Regions from separate parts of the Homo sapiens genome. Here region 2 is linked to region 1. A link is an interaction called in ENCODE POLR2A ChIA-PET data of the cell type or tissue named here. Cell type or tissue: Caco-2. All regions are shown on one strand. Links, peaks and the distances in the headings refer to the core of each region. The heading gives the core; the rest is flanking DNA.

Region 1 (8,330 bases), core at 129-8,128:
TCTCTGGCCGGGCGCGGTGGCTCACGCCTGTAATCCTAGCACTTTGGGAGGCTGAGGCAAGCGGATCACCTGAGGTCGGGAGTTTGAGACCAGCCTGACCAACATGGAGAAACCCTGTCTGTACTAAAAATACAAAATTAGCCAGACATGGTGGTCCATGCCTGTAATCCCAGCTACTCGGGAGGCTGAGGCAGGAGAATCACTTGAACCCAGGAGGCGGAGATTGCAGTGAGCCAAGATCACGCCATTGCACTCCAGCCTGGGCAACAGAGCAAAATTCCGTCTCAATAAAAAAAAAAAAGAACTTCCCTGAGACTGGATAATTTATAAAGGAAAGAGATTTAACTGACTCACAGTTCCACATGGCTTGGGATGCCTCAGGAAACTTACAAACATGGCAGAAGGGGAAGCAGACACATCCTACATGGCAGAAGGCGAGAGAGAGCGTGTGTGAAGGAGGAACTGTCAAACACTTAGAAAACCATCAGATCTCCTGAGAACAGCATGGGGGAAGCCACAGCCATGATCCAATTTCCTCCTCCCCTGACACGTGGGGATTACAAGTTTCTCCCTTCCCATGTGGGGATTACAATTTGAGATGAGATTTGGATGGGGACACAAAGTCAAACCATTTCACTCCCCATCTCATTTGTTTTTCTTTTGAGACTGAGTGTCACTCTGTCACCCAGGCTGGAGTGCAGTGGCGTGATCTTGGCTCACTGCAACCTCTGCCTTCTGGTGTCAAGCAATTCTCCTGCTTTAGTCTCCCAAGTAGCTGGGATTACAGGCATATGCCACCACATCTGGCTAATTTTTGTATTTTTAGTAGAGATGGGGCTTCACCATGTTGGTCAGGCTGGTCTCCAACTTCTGGGCTCATGTAACCCACCCACCTTAGCCTCCCAAAGTGCTGGGATTACAGGTGTGAGCCACCTCACCCAGCACCCATCTCATTTAGTGAGGCTAGATTCATCTTAGTACAATACCAGAGAGGAGAGAAACAAACACCATGGCCAGTATTGCTTAGGAACACAGTTCAAAAATACTACGTAAAGTATCATTAAGCCAAATGGAACTAAATATGGAGAACATATATTTTGTGTGCCCTCTGTGGAAGTCCCTGGGACAGGGTGGGGCAGCAACCTGGCAGGGAGCTGGTGCTCATATTGTCAGGGTGCCTGGGAGATCCAATGGCCCAGTAGTTGAGGAGATTTGCTGCACACAGGGTGACGGAGAAAATGAGTCAATATATGGAGGATTTCAGGGATCCAAGTTTCTTACTTTCTTTTTTTTTTTTAAGAGACAGAGTCTCACTCTGTTGCCCAGGCTAGAGTGTAGTGGCGCGATCTCAGCTCACTGCAAGCTCTGTCTCCTGAGTTCACGCCATTCTCCTGCCTCAGCCTCCTGAGTTGCTGGGACTACAGGTGCCCACCACCACGCCTGGCTAATTTTTTTTTTTTTTTGTATTTTTAGTAAAGACGGGGTTTCACCGTGTTAGCCAGGATGGTCTCGATCTCCTGACCTCGTGATCTGCCCGCCTTGGCCTCCCAAAGTGCTGGGATTACAGGCATAAGCCACCACATCCGGCTCAAGTTTCTTATTTTCAGAGAAAAAAAAAGTCCAATTATGGAAGGAGGAAATGCTAGAATGAATCCTGGGGAGCTTTTTGGAATGGGAAGAATTAATATGAATGTGTTTTTCCATATAAATATATAAAACAATCAATGTAAATGTGTACACACACACACCCATACCCCAGTAGTAATGAGCACACTTAGTAGTCAGATCTTTGTTTCTAAACACCACCTTCCACTAAAAGAAACCAGACCTTTGAGAGGTCAAGGCGGGATAATCCCTTGAAGCTAGAAATTTGAGACCAGCCTGACCAACATGGTGAAACCCCGTCTCTACCAAAAATACAAAAAAATTAGCTGGGCAAGGTGGCGGGCGCCTGTAATCTCAGCTACTCAGGAGGCTGAGGCAGGAGAATTGCTTGAACCCGGGAGGTGGAGGTTGCAGTGAGCCGAGATCGCACCACTGCACTCCAGCCTGGGCAACAGAACAAGACTCTGTCTCAAAAAAAAAAAAAAGAAAAAAGCCACTAGGTTTTGGGTAATTTGTTTACACAATAGATAACTAATGTGCGTGGAAATACAAGTGACCAAGGAATTGCTTATTGCTTTTTGTATGATCTTCATCTCTCCCACTGCTCATTCCGCATCATCCCCCGACTTTGGCCATCTGCACCCCAGTTGCCCTCAACCAAAGTCAAGCTCCACTCTCTAAGCTGGGCTTGTACTGTCGGGGTTCCCTTGCTGACGGCTCTCCTCATGAGACTCTGATTTTCCCCAAGACAGACCTTCCCCCTCCTTTTCCTTTATATGTTGAGCAGCAGGGTCCCTAGTGTTGGGCAAAGACCCTGGCAGACGGTGGGCGGTTAGGAATTGTCAGTGGGAGGAGTTATACCCAGTCATAATTGAGGACCCAGTGATGGTTGGATTTATGATGACTGCCAGGCACCGTGCTGAGTTCTGCAAACCCTAAATTCTAGACCAGGGGTTCTCAAAGTGCACTCCCCACCCGAGCAGCATCAGTATCCCAAAATTCCTGGGCCTCACCCCAGACCCACTGAATCAGAAACTCTAAGGGTTGATCCTAGCAATCCATGGCTTAACAATTTCTCTGGGTGGTTCTGGTCCACATTTACATTTGAGAGCCACCGTTTTGGAGTTTGAGAAGACAATGAATTAGGGCAAATGGGTCAATTCCCAGCAGAGAGAAGCAAGAATCTTTTCTGAGGCCCACACTGAATTCCAGCTCTTTCCTGGGCTGATGTTACCATTGTCCTTCATGGGGTGGGTCCACATTTCCAGTCGCCCACCTGGGGAGCTGGTGCAGCAGAGAATGTGCTTAAGGCTCAAATCCCAGCTTTTTTCCTGTTTTAAATCTCGGCTTTATTTACTTTTATTTCTCCAAGTGGGACTTCATGTGACTTATGGGGGAGCTATTTTGTTTGTTTGTTTGTTTGTTTGTTTTTTGAGACGGAGTCTCGCTCTGTCGCCCAGGCTGGAGTGCAGTGGTGCAATCTCGGTTCACTGCAAGCTCCGCCTCCTGGGTTCATGCCATTCTCCTGCCTCAGCCTCCCGAGTAGCTGGGACTACAGGCGCCTGCACCACACCTGGCTAATTTTTTTGTATTTTTAGTAGAGACAGGGTTTCACCGTGTTAGCCAGGATGGTCTCGATCTCCTGACCTGGTGATCCGCCTGCGTTGGCCTCCCAAAGTGCTGGGATTACAGGCGTGAGCCACGGCGCCCGGCCTGAATAAGTAAATTTAAAAAAAAAGAAAAAAAAAAGAGGCCGGGCGCGGCGGCTCACGCCTGTAATCCCAGCACTTTGGGAGGCGTAGGCAAGTGGATCACGAGGTCAGGAATTCAAGATCCGCCTGGCCAAGATGGTGAAACCCCGTCTCTACTAAAAATACAAAAAATTAGCCAGGCGTCGTCATGGGCTCCTGTAATCCCAGCTACTAGGGAGGCTCAGGCAGAGAACTGCTTGAACCCGGGAGCTGGAGGTTGCAGTCAGCCGAGATCGCGCCACTGCACTCCAGCCTGGCGACAGAGGGAGAGACTCTGTCTCAAAAAAAAAAAAAAAAAAAGAGCCAGGTGTTGGTGGCTCAGGCCTGTAATCCCAGCACTTGGGAGGCCGAGGTGGGTGGATCACCTGATGTCAGAAGTTCAAGACCAACCTGGTCAACATGGTAAAACTCTGTCTCTACTAATAATACAAAAATTAGCTGGGCATAGTAGTGAACACCTGTAATCCCAGTTACTTGGGAGGCTGAGGCAGGAGAATCACTTGGACCCAGGAGGTGGAGGTCACAATGAGCCGAGATCACTCCATTGCACTCCAGCCTGGGTGACAGAGAGAGACTCTGCCTCAAAAAATTAAATAAATAAATAAATATCTTATCTAGAGGCAGGGCTCTGTGTGTGTGTGTGTGTGTGTGTGTGTGTGTGTGTGAGAAGGAGGAAGGGACATAGGCCAGGCACGATGGCTTACGCCTGTAATCCCAGCACTTTGGGAGTCCAAGGCAGACGGATCACCTGAGGTCAGGAGTTCAAGATCAGCCTGGCCAACATGGTGAAACCCTGTCTCCACTAAAAAATTAGCTGAGTGTGGTAGCATGTGCCTGTAATCGCAGCTACTCGGGAGGCTGGGCAGGAGAATCACTTGAACCTGGGAAGCAGAGGTTGCAGTGTGTGAGATGGGGCCATTGCACTCCAGCCTGGGCGACAGAGCAAGGCTCTGTCTGAAAAAAAAAAAAAAAAAAAAAAAAAAAAAAGGAGTGGGGGGCGGGGGACAGAGAGAGGCAGGCTACTTTATAGAATTCCCTTTCTCTGTCAGGTGTTTGGAGCTCATTTTTCATTTTATTTTATTTACTTATTTATTTATTTTTGAGATGGAGTCTTGCTCTTGTTGCTCAGGCTGGAGTACAATGATGCGATCTCAGCTCACTGGAACTTCCACCTCCTGGGTTCAAGTGATTCTCCTGCTCCAGCCTCTGGAGTGGCTGGGATTACAGACGTGCGCCGCCACCCCCGGCTAATTGTTTTGTATTTTTGGTAGAGATGGGGTTTCACCATGTTGGCCAGGCTGGTCTCAAACTCCTGACATCAGGTGATTCACCCACCTCAGCCTCCCAAAGTGCTGGGATTACAGGTGTGAGCCACTGTGCCCAGGCTGTTTTTTATTTTATTTTATTATTATTGTTTTTTTGAGAAGGAGTTTTGTTCCTGTGGCATGATCTCAGCTCACTGCAATCTCCGCCTCCCGGGTTCAAGTGATTCTCTTGCCTCAGCCTACTGAGTAACTGGGATTACAGGCATGTGCCACCACGCCTAGCTAATTGTTTGTATTTTTAGTAGAGATGGGGTTTCATCTTGTTGGCCAGGCTGGCCTTGAACTCCTCACCTCAGGTGATCCGCCTCGGCCTCCCAAAGTGCAGGGATTACAGGTGTGAGCCACTGCGCCCGGCTGGTCTTTAGAGCTTATTTTCAAGCCCATCACAAAGTCCACTCCTCCTCACCACCCCATGAACTTTCTCGTTGTTCTTGCTGCTATCTAGAGTGCCATTCCTGTCTTTCTCCTTCTCCTAGAAGTTTTATGCAATCCATAGAACAATGCAGAAGTGACGGGGGGTTGGGGGAGGATTAGGAGGAGGAGGAGGAGGAGGAGGAAGGGAGAATGAACTGCTCCCAGTTCTCTGGCATGTATCCTGCCCCTTGCTTCATGCTCATGAAAAACATTTTATAGCATATTTACAGCTGCTTAGATGTAGGTGCAATGTATCCATGGAAATAATCCTTGCAGGATATACAATTTATTGTGTAAGTTAAGGAATAAAATGTCAGAAGGATGAATTATGTGCCCAGTGACATATAGCAACGGCATGGCTGAGATTAGCCTGGTTATCCCAATCACTCCTGCTCTTTCCCAAAAAAATGAGTGAGGAATGTGCCCCAGCTCCTCCATGTCTAACCTCCGTGCTGAGATGTGCTGAGCACCTACTATGTGCCAGGCACCGCACTGAGCTCTTTATACAATTAGATCTCATTGTTTCACCACCACATTGCAAGGCAGTTACTGTATCATCCTGATTCTATAAATGGAAACAGTAAAGCTCAGAGAGATACTTTAATAACTCAACCATTGTTACCCAGCCTGGGTGTGGCAGGGAAGCGATCTGAACCCAGGTAACCTAGCTTCGAGACTGTGGGCTTCACCACTGCTTTCTATTGGCAACCTTCAGATAGTTTCTTTCTCTTGAATATTTAGTATATTCGTTTCTATTGCTGCTTCAACAAATAAGCACAAACAACACAGATTTATTCTCTTACATTTCTAGAAGGCAGAGGTTTAAAATGGATTGGTGGGACCGGGCGCCTGTAATCCCAGCACTTTGGGAGGCTGAGGCGGGCGGATCACGAGGTCAGGAGATGGAGACCATCCTGGCCAACATGGTGAAACCCAGTCTCTACTAAAATAAAAAACTTAGCTGGGCATGATGGCACGCGCCTGTAGTCCCAGCTACTTGGGAGGCTGAGGCAGGGGAATTGCTTGAACCTGGGAGGCGGAGGTTACAGTGAGCTGAGATCATGCCACTGCACTCCAGCCTAGCAACAGAGCAAGACTCCATCTCAAAAGAAAAAAAAAAAGGATTGGTGGGACTATATTCCTTCTGGGGTGTTAGAGCAGGATCCATTTCCTTGCCATTTCCAGCTTTTTTTTTTGTATTTTTAGTAGAGACGGGGTTTTACCTTGTTAGCCAGGATGGTCTGGATCTCCTGACCTCGTGATCCGCCCGCCTCAGCCTCCCAAAGTGCTGGGATTACAGGCGTGAGCCACCATGCCCGGCCCCATTTCCAGCTTTTAAAAGCCGCCTGCATTCCTTGGCTCCTGGTGGTCACCTCCATCTTTCCAGACATCACTCCAGCCTCTGCTTCCATCTTCAGCTCTCCTCCTCTGACTCAGATCCTCCTGCCTCTCCCTTCTGGAAGGCGCCCTGTGATTACCTTGGGCCTGCCCAGATAATCTGGGATAATCTTTCTATCTCAAGATCCTTAATTTACTCCTATCTGTAAGATCCCTTCGCCATGTTAGGTAATATATCCATAGGTTGCAGGGATTTGGATGTGGACAGCTTTTGGGGGCTATTATTGGTTCTACCACATTTGGCTGTTTCTATTTTGTAGACTAATAACAAAAAACATTTTTGAATGCCTTCATAGACTTTAATTCCATTAGCTTAATTCCACCTGAAAAACCTGTTGATCGAGCAAAACTAGGTTATTTGGACTTCCTGCAGTAAAGGAGAACACCGTCAACAGATTCAAATTAGGGAAATTAGGGAATGGTATTTATGGGTTTTTAGGGCCCTGGCTGGGTGATGTTAAAGCAAGTCTTGCAAGGCAGGAAACTGGTTGCGATTGGGGAGTTTCTGACATAAGAGCTTTGGAATGGTGGGCCCAGGAAGACAGGGTTTTGAACTCACATCTGATGCATAATCTTATCTTCCAGAGCAGGTATTTTTTTGGAGCAAGAAGTGAAGTGACTTTTGCCTGTCTTGATATTGCTTAACCCAAGGATTATGTTGGTTTTAGCCCTTGCTAATTACAATAATAGTATTTTTTTGAGACTGAGTCTCACTCTGTCACCACGCTGGAGTGCAGTGGTGCGATCTCGGCTCACTGTAACCTCCGACTCCCTGGTTCCAGTGATTCTCCTGCCTCAGCCTCCCAAGTAGCTAGGATTACAGGCACATGCCACCATGCCCAGCTAATTTTTTGTATTTTTAGTAGAGATGGGGTTTCACCATGTTGGACAGGATGGTCTCGATCTCCTGACCTTGTGATGCACCTGCTTTGGCCTACCAAAATGCTGGGATTACAAGCGTGAGCCACCATGCCAGGCCATAATTTCCATTTTTTAGAGCACCTCCTACAGGCCAGGCAATTTTGAATACATTTTGACAATTACAACAACCCTACAAGGCAGGTATTTCAACTTAATCTCAGTATGGCGCAATAACTCCCCTCTTGGATTTTGGAGTCAAAAAGTCTTGGATAAAAATCCGGGCTCCTCCACCTACCTGCCAGGTGAATAGGCAGGTAAGTTCTCTGGGTGAGTCTCCATGTCTTCATCTGTAAAATCAGGATAATGCTTCCCACTTCGAGTGTGTAGGAGTGTGCACACTGTGTGCCCACATGAGTAAGGGGACCATGCTTCCCTGTCATTGTTTTTGTTTTGTTTTGCTTTAAGACAGAGTCTTGCTCTATCGCCAGACTGGAGTGCAGTGGCGCAATCTCAGCTCACTGCAACCTCTGCCTCTCAGGTTCAAGCGATTCTCCTGCCTTAGCCTGTCTAGTGGCTGGGATTACAGGTGCATGCCACCAGGCCCAGTTAATTTTTTATTTTTATTTTTTTTGAGACAGAGTTTCGCGCTGTTGCCAGGTTGGAGTGCAGTGGTGCGAACTTGGCTCACTGCAACCTCGGCCTCCCGAGTTCAAGTGATTCTCCTGCCTCAGCCTCCCGAGTAGTTGGGACTACAGGCACACGCCATCACGCCCAGCTAATTTTTGTATTTTTAGTAGAGATGGGGTTTCACCATGTTGGCCAGGATGGTCTCGAGCTCTTGACCTCATGATCTGCCTGCCTCAGCCTCCTAAAGTGCTGAGATTACAGGCATGAGCGACTGCACGAGGCCATTTTTTTTTTTTTTTGTATCTTTACTAGAGACGGGGTTTCACCATGTTGGCCAGGCTGGTCTTGA
Region 2 (8,330 bases), core at 156-8,155, 79 kb after region 1:
GGCGGATCACAAGGTCAGGAGATTGAGACCATCCTGGCTAACACGGTGAAACCCCATCTCTACTAAAAAATAAAAAAATACAAAAGATTAGCCCGGCATGCTAGTGCACACCTGTAATCCTAGCTACTCGGGAGGCTAAGGTGGAGAAATGCTTGAGCCCAGGAGGCGGAGGTTGCAGTGAGCTGAGATCGCGCCACTGCACTCCAGCCTGGGCGACAGAGTGAGACTCAGTCTCAAAAAAAAAAAAAGTACTGCAGGTAACATGCCTATTTCTACTTACAATATCTTTAAGGAGGCTAGACAATCACCCACTAAGAGGTTACCTCCGGGGCGGGAATGTGGGACTGAGACTGGGGGCAGAGGGTCATGGATGACAGGCAGGCTGACCTTTCACTTTGTCTCTTTTACTTTTTTAAATTAAATTTATTTTTTTTACATATTTTGAGATGGAGTCTCACTGTGTTGCCCAGGCTGGTCTCAAACTCCTGGGTTCAAGCAATCCTCCCACCTTGGCCTCCCAAAGTGCTGAGATGACACACGGGAGCCACCAGGCCGGGACTCACCGTGTATCATTTCATCCGCTTTGAAGGTTTTAATCGTGTGTGGTCAAAATGAAACCTGCTTTCAAACCTAGAGAAATCAGGTAGAGTTAAAACACTAAAAAATAACCATCAGTGCTATTACAAGAGAATCTACAGAAGAACAGAAAACATACCTGCATTATGTCATTTAATTCTCCCAGTAACCCTATGTTAGCCCATTTCACAGATGAGGCACTGGAGGCTTGGCCAGAGGTCAGCGAGTTGTCGAAGCTCATCCAGCTGGTATAGGGCAGAGTCAGCTTCAAGAGTAGACCTGGCTACTTCCAGGGGTCGTGTTTAAACAGTGAGCTCAATGCCAGCTATAAGCTATGATGCCTGCCATAAGCTATGGTGCCCTCGAATGGAAGAGCTTACATTCTTGAGCACTTGGCATGTGCCAGCCACTGTTATAGACATTTTTTTTTTTTCTGAGACAGAGTCGTGCTCTGTCACTCAGGCTGGAGTGCAGTGGCATGATCTTGGCTCACTGCAACCTGTGCCTTCTGGGTTCAAGCAATTCCCTGCCTCAGCCTCCCGAGTAGCTGGGATTACAGGTACCTGCCACCACACCTGGCTAATTTTTGTATTTTCAGTAGAGATGGGGGTTTCACCATCTTGGCCAGGCTGGTCTTGAACTCCTGACCTCGTGATCTGCCTGCCTCGGCCTCCCAAATGCTGGGATTACAGGTGTGAGCCACCGCGCCTGGCCGAATGAATCTTTTTAAGAAAAAAAAGTTTTTAAATTTATTTATTTTGTATTTATTAATTTTTTTAGTTGGAGTCTTTCTCTGTCACCCAGGCTGGGCGACAGAGCAAGACTCTGTCTCAAAAAACAAACAAACAAACAAAGAAACAAATGCAGCAAATGGCACCACGGAGAGGAGTGCGTTTCCCTCCCACACTTGCCCCCAGGCCACCCGCTTCCCTGGCTGGAGACAAACCTCATTATCAATTAGGTGTGTGCAAAGCTATTTTAGGCACATACACACAACTGCATGTATTTACTTTTTTAACCCAAATAGCGGCGTATGGTACACACCACCTGGCACCTCACTCTCTTCACTGGAGTTTTCACGTGGATGGCTCCTTTCCATTCAAATAGAGCTGACTTGTTTTGAAGGTGTCCTCGGCTGTGTGTCTGGAGGGTGACACACATATAACTCATCTTTTCCTTACAGGGTTTGTGATGTTTCTTGTCCCCTGCTGTTATAAAGGAGCTGCTGGGCTGGGCGCAGTGGCTCATGCCTGTAATCCCAACACTTTAGGAGGCTGAGATGGGTGGATAATTTGTGGTCAGGAGTTCAAGACCAGCCTGGCCAACATGGTGAAACCCCATCTGTGCTAAAAATACAAAAACTAGCCAGGCGTGGTGGCAGGCGCCTGTAATCCCAGCTACCTCGAGAGGCTGAGGCAGGAGAATTGCTTGAACCCAGGAGTGGGAGGTTGCAGCGAGCTGAGATTGCTCCACTGCACTCCAGCCTGGGAGACAGAGCGAGACTCTGTCTCATAAATAAATAAATAAATAAGCTGGTTGGGCATGGTGGCTCACACCTGTAATCCCAGCACTTTGGGAGGCAGAGGCAGGGAGATCACCTGAGGTCAGGAGTTCAACACCAGCCTGGCCAACATGGCAAAACCTTATCTCTATTAAAAAATACAGAAATTAGCCGGGTGTGGTGGCAGATGCCTGTAATCCCAACTACTCGGGAGGCTGAAGCAGGGGGAATTGCTTGAAACTGGCAGGCAGAGGTTGCAGTGAGCTGAGATTGCAACACTGCACTCCAGCATGGGTGACAGAGTGAAACTCCATCTCAATAAATAAATAAATAAATAAATAAATAAATAAATAAATAAATGGAGCTGCTTGCTCAGGTGGTTGGTTTCACAGAGTACCTTATGGATGGACCCCTAAAAGCCAAATTGCATTTCACTTTAGTGAATGAACCCCACTGTGTTGCCCTCATCCTGGGGCCCTGTTCACACCCTCGTGTGCATGAATGGGCCTGCTGGAAGTGCTGCTTTCTTTCTTTTTTTGAGACAGAGTCTGTTACCCAGACAAGAGTGGAGTGCAGTGGCTCAATCATAGCTCACTGCAGCCTCAACCACCCAGGCTCAAGTGATCCCCCCACCTCAGCCTCCCGAGTAGCTGGGACCACAGGCGTGCACCACCACGCCTAGCTAATTTTTTTATTTTTTATTTTTTTGTAGAGATGGGGTCTTGCTGTATTGCCCAGGCCGATCTTGACTTCCTGGGCTCAAGTGATCTGCCTAGCTCAGCCTCCCAAAGTGTTGGGATTATGGGCGTGCGCCACCGTGCCTGGTTGAGGTGCTGCTTTCCACGGGTGTTCAGGGAGTTCTCTCCAGGAGACAACACCTGGGCTGGTGGCTGAGCAGAGCCCTTGGTGCAGAGCTGGTGACAGAAGGGCTATCAAGGACAAGTTCAGGGAGCAGAAGGCCTGGAGGCTGGAGGAAGAGTAGACTGGGATGGGGCCGGAGGGAGTTGGAGTCTTCTGGGCCCTACAACGGGATTGAAATTCTACTCTTGATGTTGTAGGAAGCCATTGCAGAGTTACAAGCAGGGAGAGACATGACTGGCGTTCATATTCATTTATGTGTTATTTTTATTTCTGTGGAGATGGAGTCTCACTCTGTCACCTAGGCTGGAGTGCAGTGGTGCAATCTCGGCTCACTGCAACCTCTGTCTCCCGGGTTCAAGTGATTCTTGTGCCTCAGCCTCCCAAGTAGCTGGGATTACAGGCTCAGGTCACCATGCGCTGCTAATTTTTGTATTTTTAGTAGAGACGGGGTTTCGCCATGTTGGCCAGGCTGGTCTCAAACTCCTGATGTCAGGTGATCTGCCCACCTCGGTCTCCCAAAGTGCTAGGATTACAGGCGTGAGCCACCACGCCTGGCCATGGCTTTCATTTTAAAAAACCACTTTGCATGGAGAATGAACCACTGTGGGTAAGAGTGGAAGCCGGGAGCCTGGTAGGAAGCCACACAGGCGCTGAGGCAAGAGATGGTGGCTCATTGGCTGGTAGGAGCCATGATGGAGGGCCAGAAAGACCTGGGAAGTATTTTGAAGGCGGAGCTGACAGAACTTGCTGATGAGTTGGATGGGCTCAGGAGCAGGGTGAGGAATCAAGAGGGGATGATGTAAAACTCCCAGGATTGGGCCTCAGCAAAGTTTACCAAGTCAGAAAAGGCTCAATAAACCAGCTGTGTGCAAGTAAGACCATGCAGGGAGGCCTAGGGAAGGAAATTTCCATGGGAGATGCTCTTGGTGTCATTTAGATGGGTCCCAAGTTGTTCAGGCAGGGCCCTGTGGCTGGTGCTTCCCTGGAGCTGGCCTGTCTTGGAGCTCCAAAGCCTACGATGGATGGGTTTTATGGTGGCTCTGAAGACTGGGACCTCCACTTGCCCCTGACACACCAGGACAGGGGATGGGGGAAGCTGCATTCTGGGTGGGGCTGGCATTGTCTAGCTCACAATAAAAATTCCTCAAGTTAAAGTAATCAGAGGAGGTAGGACAGGGCTGTGCCCAAGGGTGAGGCTCATTAGAGCTTTATTGACTGTCAACATTGACAGGAACCTTGGAGGTCATTAGCCAAGCAGTTGATTTGGGGAAAAAAAAGTTTAAATGGCAAATTATGCCATTTAAATAATTATTTAAAAGGATTAACATAACAACAGATTTTATTTTGTTTTTTTTTTGAGACAGAGTCTCACTCTGTTGCCCAGGCTGGAGTGTAGTGGCACAGTCTTGGCTCACTGCAACCTCCACCTCCTGGGTTCAAATGATTCCCCTGCGTCAGCCTCTCGAGTAGCTGGGATTACAGGCATGCACCACCATGCCCAGCTAATTTTTATATTTTTAGTAGAGACGGGGTTTCACCATGTTGGTCAGGCTGGTCTCGAACTCCTGACCTCAGGTGATCCGCCCGCCTCAGCTTCCCAAAGTGCTAGGATTATAGGCGTGAACCACTTGCTCCCAGCCCAGATATTGTTTATTAAGCACTTAGTATGCACCAGGGTCCAGGCCAAATGTTTTACATCCATTATTACTTTTTTTTTTTTTGAGACCGAGTCTCACTCTGTCGCCCAGGCTGGAGTGCTGTGGCATGATCTCAGCTCACTATGACCTTTGCCTCTTGGGTTCAAGTGATTCTCCTGCCTCAGCCTCCCAAGTAGCTGGGATTACAAGTGCCTGCTACCATGTCTGGCTAATTTTTGTATTTTTAGTAGAGACGGGGTTTCATTGTGTTGGCCAGACTGGTCTCGAACTCCTGACCTCAAATTATCCGCCTGCCTCAGGCTCCCAAAGTGTTGGGATTACAGGCACGAGCCACCGTGCCCGACCATTATTACATTTTAATCCTCCAAATAGGCCTCCAGGGAAGTACTGTCATCATCTGTCTAGTAACTGCAGTTCAGGAGCCCCATGGTTCCCTAGCTGCGATGGGGTCCCAACGGCCGCCCTCTGACTCCTGGAAATGGAATTGGAGCCTCCAGGGAGAGTTTACAAAAATGAGACCCAACCAGAGGGAGTCACTTTGTGACCAAGATACTAAAGACAAATTAAGAATCTTGGGTATGCTGGGCGTGGTGGCTCACGCCTATAATCCCAGCACTTTGGGAGGCCGAGGTGGGTGGATCACGAGGTCAGGAGATTGACGCCATCCTGGCCAACATGGTGAAACCCCTTCTTTACTAAAAATACAAAAATTAGCTGGGCGTGGTGGTGCTTGCCTGTAATCCCAGCTCCTTGGGAGGCTGAGGCAGGAGAATCACTTGAACCCAGGAGGCGGAGGTTGCAGTGAGCTGAGATTATGCCGCTGCACTTTAGCCTGGTGTTAGAGCGAGACTCTGTCTCAAAAAAAAAAAAGGAAAGAATCTTAGACATGTCACTGACAGCCCAAGAGGGGCCTTAGTTGAACAGAACTAAGGCTTTTGTTCATCCCACACAGCATGTTGGCCCCCAGAGACACTGACCCCAGAAGCCCTTCCAGCAGCCCCACACAAGGGCTGGGTCTCCAGCTCTTGCCAAGTTAGATTAATATATTCTTAATTTTATCATTCTAAATCCTTTAAAAATTTTTCTTAATTTAATTTTTTTTTTTTTTTTTGAGACAGAGTCTCCCTCTGTTGCCTAGGCTGGAGTGCAGTGGCGTGAACTCAGCTCACTGCAACCTCTACCTCCAGGGCTCAGGTGATCCTCCCACCTTAGCCTCCCAAGTAGCTGGGACTACAGGTGTGCAATACCATGCCTGGCTAATTTTTTTGTAGAGATGGGCTTTCATCATGTTGCCCTGGGTGGTCTCAAACTCCTGGGCTCAAGCAATCCACCCACCTCGGCCTCCCAAAGTGCTGGGATTACAGGCATGAGCCACAGCACTTGGCCAGTATTCTGTTTTTGTTTTTGTTTGGAGGCAGAGTCTCACTCTGTCACCCAGGCTTGTGTGCAGTGGTGCGATCTCGGCTCACTGCAACCTCTGCCTCCTGGGTTCAAGTGATGCTCCTGCCTCAGCCTCCCGAATAACTGGGACTACAGGCATGCATCACCACATCCGGCTACTTTTTTTGTATTTTTTTGTAGAGATGGGGTTTCACCATGTTGGTCAGGCTGGTCTCGAACTCCTGACCTCAAATGATCCACCTGCCTCAGCCTCCTAAAGTGCTGGGAATACAGACGTGAGCCACTGCGCCTGGCCTCTGGCTAGTATTCTGCATTCTTGACAGTCTGATAGATGGAAAAATATCCCTATGGCAATGAATACACTTTAAAAACATACGGAATGTCGGTGGGCCACTCTTGCCCTCTCCCCAACTATCTTTAGTGGTGGGCTTCAGGCTCCGGGCACCCTCTATTTTGTTTCCTAGCATGAGTACATTCATGTAGTCATTGAACACCTCTTTAAACTCTGTGTTCGCTTCAGCAGCACATATACTAACATTGGAACAATAGAGATCAGTATGTTCCCTGTGCAAGGACGACATGCAAATTCATGAAGCGTTCCGTGTATTTTTAAAATTTAATATATTAAAAAAATTTAAAACTCAATAGAGTGTCTGTTGTGTGCCAGACACTGTTCTGGGTGCTGAGGACACAGCAGAAAGAGATTGGCCCTCAGGCGGTTCATCCTGGTGAGGACCCAGACAGCTCACACAACGGACGTGTAAAATGCACTGAGTGTTCCCAGGGTGAGAAGTGCTTTGGAGAAAAAATTAAAAGGGGCAGGAATGTGCATTTCTGGGGCTTCGGAAAGTTTCATGGAGGGGAGGGGAGGGGAGGGAGCAAGTGTAGAAGAAACAGAAGTCTAGGAAAAGGGTACAAAGTGCAAAGGCCTGGAGATGGGGACCGTGCCCAACAGATTGGAGGAACAGCTGGGATAGCTGAGGCTGCAAAGCAGGGACTAGGAGGGCTGTGGGACCTCATGGCCCCTGGGAAGAAGTCTGCCTTTTGCTCCAGATGAGGTGGGGACCTTTGAAGGTTGGGACAACAGGGATGAGACCTGACATTTTCACCAGGATCACTTTGGCTACTGTCTTGTACATTGACTGTAGGGGGTCAAGGTCAGAAACTCAAGACAGTTGGAGGCTAGAGAAATCATCAAACAAAAGATGGTGGTGAGTTGGTGTGCTGGGTTCAATAGTTTTTCTCCCAAATTTATGTCCACCTGGTATCTCAGAATGTGACCTTGTTTGGTCTTAGAGTCTTTGCAGATGTAGCTAAAGATCTCAAGATGAAATTATCCTGGACTTAGGACCCACCCTAAATGACTGATATCCTCATAAAAAGGGGAAGCCACAGAAAGATACACAGAGAGAGGGGATGTGAAGACAGAGCCAGAGATGGCAGTGATGCCCAGGAACTGGTGTTCCTGGCAGAAGCACCAGAAGCTGGAAGAAGCCAGGAAGGGCCCTCCCCCAGAGCCTTCAGAGGGAAAGCAGCCCCGCCCATACCTTTATTTCAGACCTCTAGCCTCCAGAACCCTGAGTGAAAAAGATTCTGTTGTTTTAAGCCATCAATTTTGGACAATTTGTTACAGCAGCCCCAGGAAATGAATACACTTGTGCCAACACAAGAGTAGAGGAGAAGGTGAAAATTGGTCCGTCAGAGTTGGGATATATTTTGTAGGTAAAGCCAAGAGGATTTGCTGAAAAATAGGAACAAGAGAACAAGAAGAGTCCAGGCTGGCTCCAGGGTTTTTGCTCTGGGCATCTGGCAGGCTGACTGGGTATCAGAAGGGCTGTTTGGGACTGGGCATGGTGGCTCACGCCTATAATCCCAGGACTTTGGGAAGCTGAGGCTAGAGTTTGAGCTCAGGAGTTCGAGACCAGCCTAGGCAACATAGGCTCTACAAATAATACAAAAATTAGCCAGGCATGGTGGTGAGCGCCTGTAGTCTCAGCTACTTGGGAGTCTCAGGTGGGAGGATCCCTTGAGCCCAGGAAGTCAAGGCTGCAGTGAGCCGTGATTGAGCCACTGCACTCCAGCCTGGGCAACAGAGTGACAGCCTGTCTCAAAAACAAAACACAAAAAGCAAACAACAATAACAAAAGAGCTGTTTATGAAAGAAGAGAACATGCTGCCCTTTGGATAAATTAAGTTGCCTGTGAGACATCTAAGTGGAAGCCAGCTGTGCATACATTTTGTTTGTTTGCTTAAGGACATATCTTAAAATCTTTCCATGTCAACCTATAAAGAAATGTCTCATTTTTTTTGTTGCTGTGTATTTCATTATATGC

Evidence for each region. ChIA-PET counts read pairs that join two places held together with the same protein. Peaks named below come from ENCODE experiments on the same cell type or tissue, not always from the same donor. Only the 100,000 strongest peaks of a DNase experiment are listed, where the experiment ranks them.
Region 2: POLR2A ChIA-PET joins it to region 1 with 12 read pairs; 2 of 35 experiments call an interaction of 5 or more read pairs at or near these places.

What each region holds. Positions count from the first base shown.
Region 1 is chr20:56,582,262-56,590,591 of GRCh38, forward strand. All of the region lies in intron 4 of LINC01716 (long intergenic non-protein coding RNA 1716), which reads left to right. Among named protein-coding and RNA genes, the nearest start is that of LINC01716, 8.9 kb to the left of the region's middle. RefSeq lists an enhancer at 2,417-3,049. In Caco-2, for the core only: no CTCF peak of the experiment used is centred there; no DNase peak of the experiment used is centred there.
Region 2 is chr20:56,660,926-56,669,255 of GRCh38, forward strand. It overlaps the pseudogene RNU6-1146P. Among named protein-coding and RNA genes, the nearest start is that of TFAP2C, 36 kb to the left of the region's middle. In Caco-2, for the core only: no CTCF peak of the experiment used is centred there; DNase peaks (open chromatin) are centred at 4,046 and 5,141.